2 separate regions of the Mus musculus genome follow, and region 2 is linked to region 1. A link is a contact called in ENCODE Hi-C or POLR2A ChIA-PET data. All regions are on one chromosome and are shown on one strand. Each heading gives the region's core, a stretch centred on a gene start or an enhancer-like site at or near the end of the contact. The rest is flanking DNA. Distances are from core to core; before and after follow the strand shown. Region 1 holds the start of Atpaf2 (ATP synthase mitochondrial F1 complex assembly factor 2). Region 2 holds the start of Tmem11 (transmembrane protein 11).

The links. Hi-C counts contacts between places; a loop is a spot of excess contacts on that map. ChIA-PET counts read pairs that join two places held with the same protein, here RNA polymerase II (POLR2A).
Region 2: a map of T-helper 17 cell shows a loop between it and region 1 (2.5-fold over the local background). The contact joins the promoter of Tmem11 here to the promoter of Atpaf2 in region 1. A Hi-C loop is called at or near these places in 1 of 37 maps with a recorded cell type or tissue (T-helper 17 cell). POLR2A ChIA-PET finds 5 or more read pairs at or near these places in 1 of 5 experiments (embryonic stem cell).

What each region holds. Positions count from the first base shown.
Region 1 is chr11:60,412,453-60,418,313 of GRCm38, reverse strand. Atpaf2 (ATP synthase mitochondrial F1 complex assembly factor 2) reads left to right here and starts at 1,280. Exons shown (of 8, transcript NM_145427.3): 1 at 1,280-1,563. The coding sequence starts at 1,404. It overlaps Gid4 (GID complex subunit 4, VID24 homolog), which reads right to left and starts at 1,169. Exons shown (of 6, transcript NM_025757.4): 1 at 470-1,169. The coding sequence starts at 658.
Region 2 is chr11:60,877,372-60,883,164 of GRCm38, reverse strand. Tmem11 (transmembrane protein 11) reads left to right here and starts at 4,127. Exons shown (of 2, transcript NM_173453.3): 1 at 4,127-4,452. The coding sequence starts at 4,397.

The DNA of each region.
Region 1 (5,861 bases), core at 31-2,530:
CAGAGGAAAAGCTTCATTCCGGGAGAATGTGACACTGGCCGCTATCGAGAGGTACTGAGTTTGGGGCAGCCAATGGAGAGTTTTTCAGGATCCGACAGGGACTGGTGGGAGGGCTGGCTGGTGTAGGGAGGACAGGACTTGGGAAGAACCGACTCAGGCTAAAGGACGGCTAGTCATGGGGGAGCTTCCGGATGCCCAAGCCGGCGAGTCAAAGGCTCTAAGTGTGGGACAGTCTTCGGGGTCTGTCGGAGACTGGCCACTACAGGCTCTGAGTCTAGGGGTGGGCTAGGGGTAGGGTTCGAGAGTGTGACATCAGCTGGGCAGGTCCCGGTGGGAGGCGCCGGGTGCAGGAGGCCCCGGCAGTGAGAGGGCCTGGTCCGCGGCTGAGGGCTCGAGGAGCCCAGGGCAGGCCCGGCCCGTGAGCGCCGCGAGGAGGCCCTCGGGCCCGGCCTTGCCGCCTGGCGCTCACCTGCAGCACCACCTCTACGTCGTACGAGTTCCCCTTGCTCTTCTGGTGGCCACGGAACTTGGAGCCGCTGTAGAGCAAGCTGGTGGCCACGCCGGGCTGCTGGGTGTTGATGGGCGGCGGCGGGATGAGTGAGGCCGCGGATGTGGTTGAGGCACCCGCCGGCGGGGGACACTCGGTGCGGACCGGCATCGCGGGGTCCCCCGGAGCCAGGGCTGGGGGAGGGGGAAGGAACCGCCGCCGCCGCGCGGGAGCCGAAGCTGCGGGGAGGGCGGACCCGGGCGCGCACGCGCGGGGGAGGGGCCGGGGAACCACCCGCCCGCTGAGGCCAGACCAAGCGCTCGTGTTGCCACCTGGACCCGGAGACCTGCAAGCAGGGCCTCCCAGACCTGAGCTGGGTCTCCCTTCCCACTTGCCCTCGCGGGTACACACACACACACACACACACACACACACACACACACACGCACGCACGCACACACACACACACGCGCATACACACTCACTCACTCATACACACGCGCTCACACACACACGCGCGCGCTCACACACACACAAACACACACACACTCTGCAGCTTCCAATTGGCGCGGGCGCGCTGGAGAGGCGGGAGCAAGCTCACGCGGCGCTTCCGCCCATTGGCGGACAGAGAAAGCACGTGGCGCAGAGCGCGAACGGCCCTCTGGGACTTGTAGTTTTCTTCCCGTGGCGCGGCATGGAGGGGGCGTGGCGAGCACGTTTATGATGCTGATTGACGGGGGCGGGAGTGGCGCGCAGCGGGGCGCACGGCTGCGACGGCGCGCCGTAGGTGTCATGAGGAAGATGGCGGCGTGCTGAGGAGGCTGAGGGCTATGAACCCTTGGTGAGAGGTTTCCGTACAGAACCAGCGAGGGGTGTGGGGTTCTCTTCGCTCTTTTCCTGTACTCTGTTTCCACGCATGTGTCCACCCAGGTCCTTGGGCAGGATGTGGCGAATCTACCCCCGGCTGAGGGACCGGTGGCGCGGTCTCTTGGACCGGCGTCTCAGTGACCCCACCGTCTCAGTATGGCCGGGGCCAGCTCCGCAGCCTCCGGCCCGGGCCTATGTCCCGCCAACAGGTGAGGCCCGGACATAATGTGACTTTTTGGTCAGGAGCCAAGTCGGGCTCACCTGGAGGAAGGTTTCTGACGTGCAATGCGGGGTGACAGGCAGGGTTCAGGCCTATGCGAATATTTAGAGCAACAGAGTTCTGTTTCAATTTGAAAAATGACATCCAAACAAGTGCGAGGGTGACTTTAGGGGACACAGCGTGCCCAGGACACGAGATATTTGGCTCTTGAGGCTTTTCTCAATTTCCTTTATTTTTTCTTTTCTTTTTATTTTTTCGGGGATAGGATTTTTCTGTGTAACCCTGGCTGCTCTGGAACTCACTCTATAGACCAGGCTGGCCTCGTACTCAGAGATCCTCCTGTCTCTAGTTCCTGAGTGCTACCACCACTACCACCACCACCACCACCTCCCAGCTTCAGGGTTTTTTTGTTTGCTTGTTTGTTTGTTTGTTTGTTTTTCCTTTTAAAGGGGAGCAGGTGTCTTAGTTGGATTCAGAAAGGAAAATTTGGGCTTTCAATCAGGACATCCAAGGTCACAGAGCAGACTGGTTGAGGCTATGGAAGGCAAAGACTGACCTGACTGTGTTGTGTCCTCATGACTGTGTTGTGTCCTCAGGACCCAGCAGAAGACTTGGCACAGAGGCAGGCCTTAAGTCTTCCACCACACACAGCACACTTCCTTAGGGGTTTGCGGGCCCTCTGTCCTAGTGCAGTGCCACAGCCTCTGCATTCTCTGCAGCTTTCTCTAAGTGGGAGTTTATGCCAGGCTTCTTTGACCTACTAAGGACTGTAATAAGACTGAAAGAAGGTTATTTCATTGCTTCTGAAAGAGAGATTGCTACAAGTGAGGTTCACTTCAGTGAATGAAAAGTAGTGATGACCTCTCTAAATTCAGTTAGTTGTTTTGTGTTGAGGGCATGTGGTCTCACCTGAATGATTCTCAACATCAGATGCAGGATTCATTATGCTTACGAAACAATAGTTTGCAATATATTGTGATATGGGAACTATGAAGGACTTAAGAAATCACAAGGATGAGCGTGTACAGGGTGATTGAAAGGGCATTTAAACTGGGGCTTGAGAGATGAGTAAGAGTTTGATGGGGGAGAAAGGGGGTGTAACATGTCCAGAGGTGATGACTGGGTGTTAGAGGTCTTGCTGCAACACTGCCCTCATTAGGCAACAATTCCATAGGCAGTTTGGCAATTGGCATAAGAGTACAAACCTGGGGTCTGTTGTTGGCAAAATCTCTGAGGTACTGTGGTCTTGGGCATGTATGATGTTGCTTTCTTTGGTGATCTGAAGCATGAGATTGCCTTTAAGAATTCTTTAGGCTGTAAATCCCATAATTTCTTGTTTCATTTAGTGTGTATATATCTGTGTGTGCACTTGGCATGCACATGGAGGTCAGAGGACAACCAGCAGGACTTGGTTGTGGCTTTGAGGGACTGAACTGAGGATGTTGGGTTTAGTGGTCAGCGTCTATACGTGGTGAGCCGTTCAATGGTCTATAGCCCATGATTTTATATAACTGGGGAAGGGAGTGGATGCACCAGGGAGCTGATTTTTGCTTATCAGGACACAAACGAAGGCCTAAAAGTGGGGCAGAAAAAGCCAGTAAAGACAAAGGAAGAAGCTAAGAGTAGCGTCACACACATGTATCAGCTGCTTGGGAGCCTGAGATAGGATCACTTGAGGTCATGGGGTATGGGGAGGAGGAGAACGGGCTTGACTTACAGATAGCTCTCTGTGCCCCATTCATTCATACATTCCTATTTTCTTTCACCTTTGACTACCTACTATGTGCTAAATAATGCTAAGAGCCAACTGGTAAGTCTGTAATACAGAAGAAAAGATGGCAGATCAAGCACCTCCACAATGGAAAACAAAAAGCATCCATGCGCTTAAATTGACCCTTTGCCTATTTAGTGAACTCCTGAATGTGTTCCTTTGTTTATGCCGTGCCTCCCTAGGGTATGCTTTGCTCTTTTTGTCCTCCCCAGGTGGGAGATATTTTTGTGTATCTTTGAAGTATGTAAATTATTAAGTCCTTCTTCTTTAAGAATCCACTTGTCAATGTTAGGAACAGCTACACCATAGAAACTTGTCAGGAGAGGAGAGGCTTTTGAAGGAAGGGCTCGCTGTGGGGTTGGAGGAGGAGGTCCTGCAGTGCAGAGACCTTTGTGAGGCCATTGCCACCCTCCTGCTGTTTTCTGCCCAGAGGAGGATGTAGTTTGGAGAAGCAGCATATGAGGTAAATTCCCAAAGAAATAAAAGCTTGAAGTCCTGTCCTGTTCCTACCATTTACAAATTGCCTCCTGTCCAAGGCAGCTTCTCCAAGTTTCTGCCACTTAAGAGACGTTACCTGCTTTGCCATTCTCATAGGAGTGTCAGGGACCAGACGGCTATCTGCTTTTGAAGTAGAGTTTTATTGGAACAAAGCCACATACTCATACATATTGTCTGCTTTCATTATATTGGCCAGAACAGCCTAGGGTATGGACCTCCACTCCAGATGAAAAGCAATTTGGAAAATAGTGCACTTATGTATTTGGCTGCAAGAATTTTTTATTATCATATATTTATTTGTGTATGCATGTATTTGGGCATCCATGTGCCACTGTACATGTGGCGATGAGAGGACAACCTCTGACAGTTGGTGCTCTCTTGCTACCTTTACATGGGCTTGGGAGATTAAACTTGGAATCAGACTTGCTTGTAAGCACCTTTACCCACGGAGCCATCTCTCTGACCCTGGCAGAATTTTAAATACCTTTATTAAGATATAATTTACTTAAGGGGCTAGAGAGATGGCCCAGAGATTAAGAACACTTGTTGCTTTTACAGAGGAATGGGTTCAGTTCCCAGCACCCATATAGTGACTCACAGCCATCTGTAACTCCAGTTCCATGGGATCAGATACCCTCTTCTGACCTTGACCTCTGTGGGTACAAAGCACATACATAGCACATGTACATACAGTCAGACAGAGCACTCACAGGTGAGATAAAATTTTAAAAATCTAATACATATAATTTACTTAGCATACAGTACATTCCCTAGTATATATTCACTAATTTGAATGACCATCACCGTCAGTTTAAGAACATTTTTATCATGGTAAAAAGTAGTCCGTAGGGGATAGAGTGCTGGCTCAGGCTTAAGAGCACTGGTTGCTCTTCCCGAGGACCTGGGTTTGGTTCCCAGCACCTACATGCAGCTCACAGCCATCCATAACTTCAGTCCCGGGGGATCAAATGCCTTCTGGCCTTGGGCACAAGGCGTGCACATCGTGGATAGACATACATGCAGGCAAAATTCCTAAACACATTAAAAAAAAAAAGGCAGCGAGTACCCTTTAGTACCATCCACCTGCCTGGCCATCTCCCCAGCCGTAGGCAACCATTACTTCCTTAAAGATTTCAGTTTTAGACATTGCATTGTGTGGAGCTTAGGACTAGCCTTTTCTACTTAGTAATTGAGTATTTATGTTCTCAAGGTCTGTCTGTGTTGTATCATACATATATCCATAGTCCAGTCTTTTTATTGCTGAATAGCTTGGTGTAGAAATACACATTTATGGACACGTGAGTTGTTTCTTACTCTTTGGTTGAGTAATGAATGATGATGAATGATGCTGATACAGCACTTTTTGTGTACAAGTTTTTGCATGGGTTTGGTTTTATCTTTCCTGGCTATATTTTCTAAGCTTAAAATTGCTGGATCAAATGGAAATTAGCTCATTAAGGAATAGTAAGATTAGTTTTTGTTTTTTGGGGGTTTTTTGGTGGCGAGGGGTGTCAAGATAGTTTTTCTGTATAGCCATAGCTGTCCTGGAACTAGCATTGTAGAGCAGGCTGACCTCACACTACAGAGATCCATCTGCCTCTGCTCTCAGTTGTTGAGATTAAATACCTGTGTCCCCACCTCCTAGCCCTTAAGGTTGTTTTTTGTTTTTTAAGGTGGATGCAATGTTTTAAATTTCTAGTACTAGTGCATGAAGTCTCAAATTTCTTTATACCCTCACTAAAACTTGTTATTGTCTGACTTTTTTATTATAGTCACCTCAAAGGGTGTGATGTAGTATTTCAGTGTGGATTATTAATTACATTAATTATTGAGATGGTCTTTCTGTGTATCCCTGGATGGCTTTGATCTCCATGTAGACCAAGTTGGTCTCAAACTGCCTACCTCTGCTTCCTCAGTGCTGTGGTTAAGGGCACACACCACCATACCTGGCCTGAGTTGGAGGCTTTCTTTATATGTTTATGTTAAACGAATTTTGATGTCTGAAAACCACCACTTAG
Region 2 (5,793 bases), core at 2,878-5,377, 460 kb before region 1:
GAGAGAGAGAGAGGAGTCCTGGTTTCTCTTTCAGAGGACCCGGTTCAGTTCCCAGCACCTACATGGGAGCTCAAAACTGTCTGTGGCTTCAGTTCCAGAGTATCTGACACTGTCACACAGATAAACATGTAGGCAAAACACCAATGCACATAAAATTTTTAAAAAGTAAAAAACAAAACCACGTATCAAAAGATGGCCTAGTCGGCCATCACTGGAAAGAGAGGCCCATTGGACACACAAACTTTATATGCCCCAGAACAGGGGAACGCCAGGGCCAAAAAGGGGGGGTGGGCGGGTAGGGGAGTGGGGGTGGGTGGGTATGGGGGACTTTTGGTATAGCATTGGAAATGTAAATGAGCTAAATACCTAATAAAAAATGGAAAGAAAAAAAAAAACCACAAAAGAACCCAAACAAAAAGAAAATCCATTGAAAACTGTACACAGAGGTTAAAGGTCATTCTGGTGGGCGCTGGGAAGATAGTAACATTGAGGGAGACACAGAGGAGGAAGCCTGGCTCATGCGATTTCACAGGGGATCAAGGGCTGTGTCAGGACCTATGCCAGGGGCCATTCTTGTGGTATGTTGACCAAGCTTGTGGTTTGTTTCATTCTGCCATGTCCCAAGAATTTGAGTGATGCTCAATTTAGAGATAATGGACTAATTTCTTTGACAGAGGAAAAGTATGTAGGCAAGCTTAAAGTTTCAGAGAAGAGTGCAGACAACAAAGCAGCCATAACTGTTACAGAGACCGAATGGAGTTGCTAAAGAGAAGCCTGGCACTCTGCACGGTGACAATAGAAAAGTGTTTCTTCAGGGTCAGCACATAGAAGCTGATATTGCTGTGATCCAAGAGAGCTAGGCTATGGAGATATATATTATATACACCTCAAGCTGGCAGCATAGCTTGACATACTATCTATGTAGTACTGGTTTTGATGGCAAAGATGCAAGATTGAGAAAGTCATGGAGGGCCACCAAAGCCAGAACTGTGTGGCAGGGTCAGAGTTCCTGAGTGGCCACTGTGTGAGGCTGTGAAGGTGAAACCTAAACTGTAGTAGATACCCTAGGACTTTGGAGATGCCAGAATCATGGGTTATCTAACAAGAATGGCCACAGGTGTGGAGTGGAGCTAGCCCAAAAGTTAAGCTATGTGAGCTAGCAGGGCTTGAAAATGGATATGCCCAAGCTTTTCCGACCATAGCCGATTTTTTTTTTTCCCGAGACAGGGTTTCTCTGTATAGCCCTGGCTGTCCTGGAACTCACTCTGTAGACCAGGCTGGCCTCAAACTCAGAACCGCCTGCCTCTGCCTCCCAAGTGCTGAGATTAAAGGTGTGCTTAGCCCCAGATAGTATAGATAGAGCTTGGGGACTTGGTGTTTGCACTGCTGAATTTTTGTTTTGTTTTGGTCCTTAATATGCACCGATCTTTCCATTTTGAAAGGGAAATGTTTATTCTCTATCAGTATATGATTTCTATTATTATTATAGCTCACTGTTAAGACTTTGGACTTTTATTTTGTGGTTTTTCAAGACAGGGTTTCTCTGTGTAGCCTTGGCTGTCCTGGAACTCATTCTGTAAAACAGGCTAGCCTCAAAGTCAGAGATATGCCTGCCTGCCTCTACCTCCCAAGTACTGGGATTGACTTTGGACTTTGTTGGGATTTTAAAAGTTGAATTGTTTTTTTATATTATGAGATAAGCCTGAGATTTGGAGAAGGAGGAGTGAAAGTTTACGGTTATGGCTTAAAGCAGTGTTTGTCAAATTTATAAGTGATAAGGTTGTTTTGTGTTGCCAACTTTACACAAACCTACCCACTATGGGAGGCAAGAGACCCTGAACTATACACAAGCAGAGAAAGAGAAAGAACTGGGTATGAGCACACATTAATACATCCTGCACTCTCGCTCTTTTTTAAAAGATTTGTTTTATTTATATGAATACACTGTAGCTGTTTCCAGACACACCAGAAGAGGGCATCAGATCCCTTTACAGATGGTTGTGAGCCACCATGTAGTTGCTGGGAATTGAACTTAGGACCTCTGGAAGAGCGGTCAATGCTCTTAACCGCTGAGCTATCTCTCCAGCCCAACCTGTGCTCTTTACTGTGGATGTAGTGACAGCGCTCTCACATTCCTACTGCTCTGACTTCCCTGCCATGATGTCATGACTGTCAGTTATGTTTCTATTGAGGTGATCAGACACCATGAACAGTTAAACTCAGAAAAGAAAGCATTTGATTAGAGGCTTGTTTGCACTTTCAGAGGGTGAATTCATGACCATTATGGTGGGGAGTATGGCTGCAGACAGGCAGGTGTTGGAGTAGTCACCAAGAGCTTATATTTTGAAACAATCACCAGGCAGAAAGAAGAACAGGGCCTGGCATGGGCTTTTGAAACCTCAAACCCATTCCCGGTGACTCACCTTCAACAATAAAAGCCAGACCTCCTCATTCTTCCTAAACAGTACAATTGGGAATCAAACATTTAAATATATGCGCCTATGGGGACCGTTATTAAAACCACCGCAGACTATGACCTGAAGTGTAGGCCAAATAAATCCTCTTCTCCCTTAAGTGGCTTGTGTATTTTTATCACAGCAACAAGAAATAAATCTAAGACAGGGACATAGATCCCCGGTGGGATCCACCATGTCTCTGACTTGGCACCAGAACACTAGATCCTTGAGGACTCCCAGTAAAGGCAGACCCTCCTGGCTAGCTGCTTCCCAGCTTAAATGTGGGCTTGGCAGTCCCTGGTCAGTACACATTGTTTTTTGCTCATACTGCAGTAGGGCTGAGAAAAGGGTTCAGACATCCCCTAGGCAGTGGCTATAGGGTAATGGGAAAGAGAACACGCCCCTGCACCTTTTTTGTTTTGTTTTGTTTTGTTTGTTTGTTTGAGACAGGGTTTCTCTGTAGCCGTGGCTGTCCTGGAACTCACTCTGTAGACCAGGCTGGCCTCGAACTCAGAAATCCACCTGCCTCTGCCTCCCAAGTGCTGGGATTAAAGGCGTGCGCCACCACTGCCCGTCACCCCTGCACTTTTATCAGGTTCCTAAAGAGCTGAGAGCTTTCTCACAGATGTTCCTGGGTAGTAGAGTGTAGTTAAGGAAGGGGGAAATGGGAGAGAAAACATAGATTTTTACCTCCTGGCTGAGTCACAGGGACCACCTACATAAGTTCCTAGGTTCTTGTGTCTCAGGACAAAGAATTGTATCAGAGATGCATAGTTAGCAATAGAGGCAATTTACTTAAAAAAAAAAAATTTACAAAGACACTCAGGTAGGGAATGGGCTAGTGATCTGGAAGAATGCATAACCTGAAGTCCTTAGCCATTACCTGCCTTCTCCAGGCCAAGTTTTTCTCTTGCATGCTGTTTGTTATTGAGTAATCCAGGCAAGGAAGGGATCCCAGGCACTATCAACTGGCATTGATTGATTGATTGATTGTGTCTGGGTGTTTTGTGCACTACACGTGTGCTGTGGTCGTAAGGCCAGAAGAGGGCGTCAGACGTTACTGCAATAGCTGACTGTTGTTAGCTACCACGTGCCAGAAACTGATCCACAGTCCCCTGAAAGAGCCGTTAGTGCTCTTAAGTACTGAACAATCTCCGCAGCCCCCTCATACCTTATTCTTGACGTCTCTCTACACATCCCTATTCTTTTGCCACACTTGCATGTGTTACGAGTTTGGCAATCGGAGGCGGAGTTGCATATTCAATTTGAAAACCAGGAACTTTATAGAAACCAGACAAGCATAAAACCTGACTGGGAGGAAAAGGCGTTTTAGGGCAAGCACATCTACAGACCTTCAAAATCTCTGGATTTGTCAGCCGGGCAAGTTCCGGTCAGGAGAGGGGGGCAGTTGACGCCGCGGAGGCAGAGGTAACCTTCGGACTGAAGGTGCACGAGTTCTGGTCTGCAGATGGGAAAGGAGAAAGGTTAAGCTGCTCAAGTCATTGTAAAGTGTGAGAACTGGGGGACTCAGGCCCCCAGCGGCCGAAGCCACGGTGAAGGGCAACAGGGCCGAGGCCAAGGGTTGGGCCTCTCAGGCTGTGAGGGCGGGATCGTCGCGCGAAGCGCTCTGGGAGTGGTAGGCGCTTTCTTTCCGCTCTCCTTCAGCCACTCGTTCTGGGAGCCCAAGGACGTCCAGGCGGTGGGCGCAGCGACTCGCACTTTGCGACTTGAAGACTCTTTCCTAAGGCGGATCCCACCCCCTCGCCCTCTTGCGCGCGGCAGCTTACAGCAGGCTTCCGGCGTGAGGTATTGTGGGCAGTGTAGTCCTTCTCGCAACCTCCCACCTCGTCCGCGCGGCTCACGGGACTACGTTTCCCTTCGGCTCCCGCGCGCCCTGAGCCGCGTCGGCTCCAGCCCCCGACGAACCGAGAGTCTCCAAGATGGCCGCGTGGGGAAGGAGGCGTCTGGGTCCGGGCGGCGGCGGCTCCCGAGAGAGGTAAGCTGGGCTCGCGACCGCGGGCGAAGGTCGACCGCAGAGCCGGCGAAGCCTCTGTGCCACGCGCGACTCCGGATCGTGTGCCCGCCACGCGCGGGGCCCAGTCCGCGGGGGCTTAGGTGTGGGAGGAGCGGGGCGGCGCGACGGCCAGGAGCGAGGGGAGCGCGACTCGGAGGGGCGGCGACCCGCAGCCGGGTGGGCGGTGAGCCAGGGTGAGTAGCTGCGAGGGCCGCCACGCTGTCCTACCGAGCGTCCTGTGGGCTCCGGGCCGCTGGCTCGCGCACGTGGCCCGCTCGGCCTGGGCGCCCGGTGTGGCGTGGATGGGCTCCGGGGAGAGGAGGAGGGTAGAGGCTCGCGGCGCCGTGTGCTTTATAGGGGCGTTTGCTGAGAGCGGCAGCGTGCCGGGCGCGCCTCCAAGAGCCTGAGCCTGGCCGCCTTGTGAGCGAGCAATCGTCGCCACTTTTTGAGGGTTCTCTTCGAGCACTTCTGCCCTAAGTCCTTTGTAGTGACCTTTCCTACTGAATGCGTTTGGGGGCGCTAGGGGTTTTGTTTCTTCCAGTGATTTCCGGATGACAAGAGTAGTTGACGTGTTTCGGGTTGAACTTGTAGCCTTTTCCTTCTGGGAATTATTTTTAGCTAATAGGTTACTAGAAGCTGTTCAACGATAAGAAGTTTGGGGAGGTGGGTGTATATCGGTGGCGCTACTGGATTAACCTGCCCAGTCGGTCTTGCTAAGTCCTCCGCATTTTACTGTGGATGTCAGAAAAAGGAAAAGAAAAAAAAAAAAAGCAAAGTTTGACTTTTTCCCCTCCGTTTCCAATGAGTACTGTCAACCATAAAAGTTGTGTCTCAACTAATCTGCGTTGTTCCTTTTTGACTGACGCATCCCATGTTTCTTGCTATTGCATACGACAGCTTTTCCATCCCACACTAGTCTTCCTGCTTGGCAGAAGTGGTAGCCAGTTTTACTCCTGAGTTCGGTTATGCTAAATAATCCGTTCTGCGTTTACTGTGACATGGAAAAGCAGTGGCGAGGAGTGTTTGTTTGTTTGTTTGTTTGTTTGTTTTTTCCCTAACTCCCACTTATTTCTTAGATAAGAACAGCCAGAGAGGTTATCTTGTTTTCCGAGTCCTTAAATCCCTAAGGATGCTTTCAGGATTTTAATTTCAGCCCAACAGAAGGGAAGAACTTTCCTAATATTTCTGTTTGCTTGTTTTTAGAGCCACGTGTGTAGAGTCATTAGAGTTACTGTGTAGCTCTCTCTGGCTGTTCTGAAACTCACTCTATAGACCAGGCTGGCCTTGACCTCACAGAGGCCCGCCTACCTCTGCCTCCCAAGC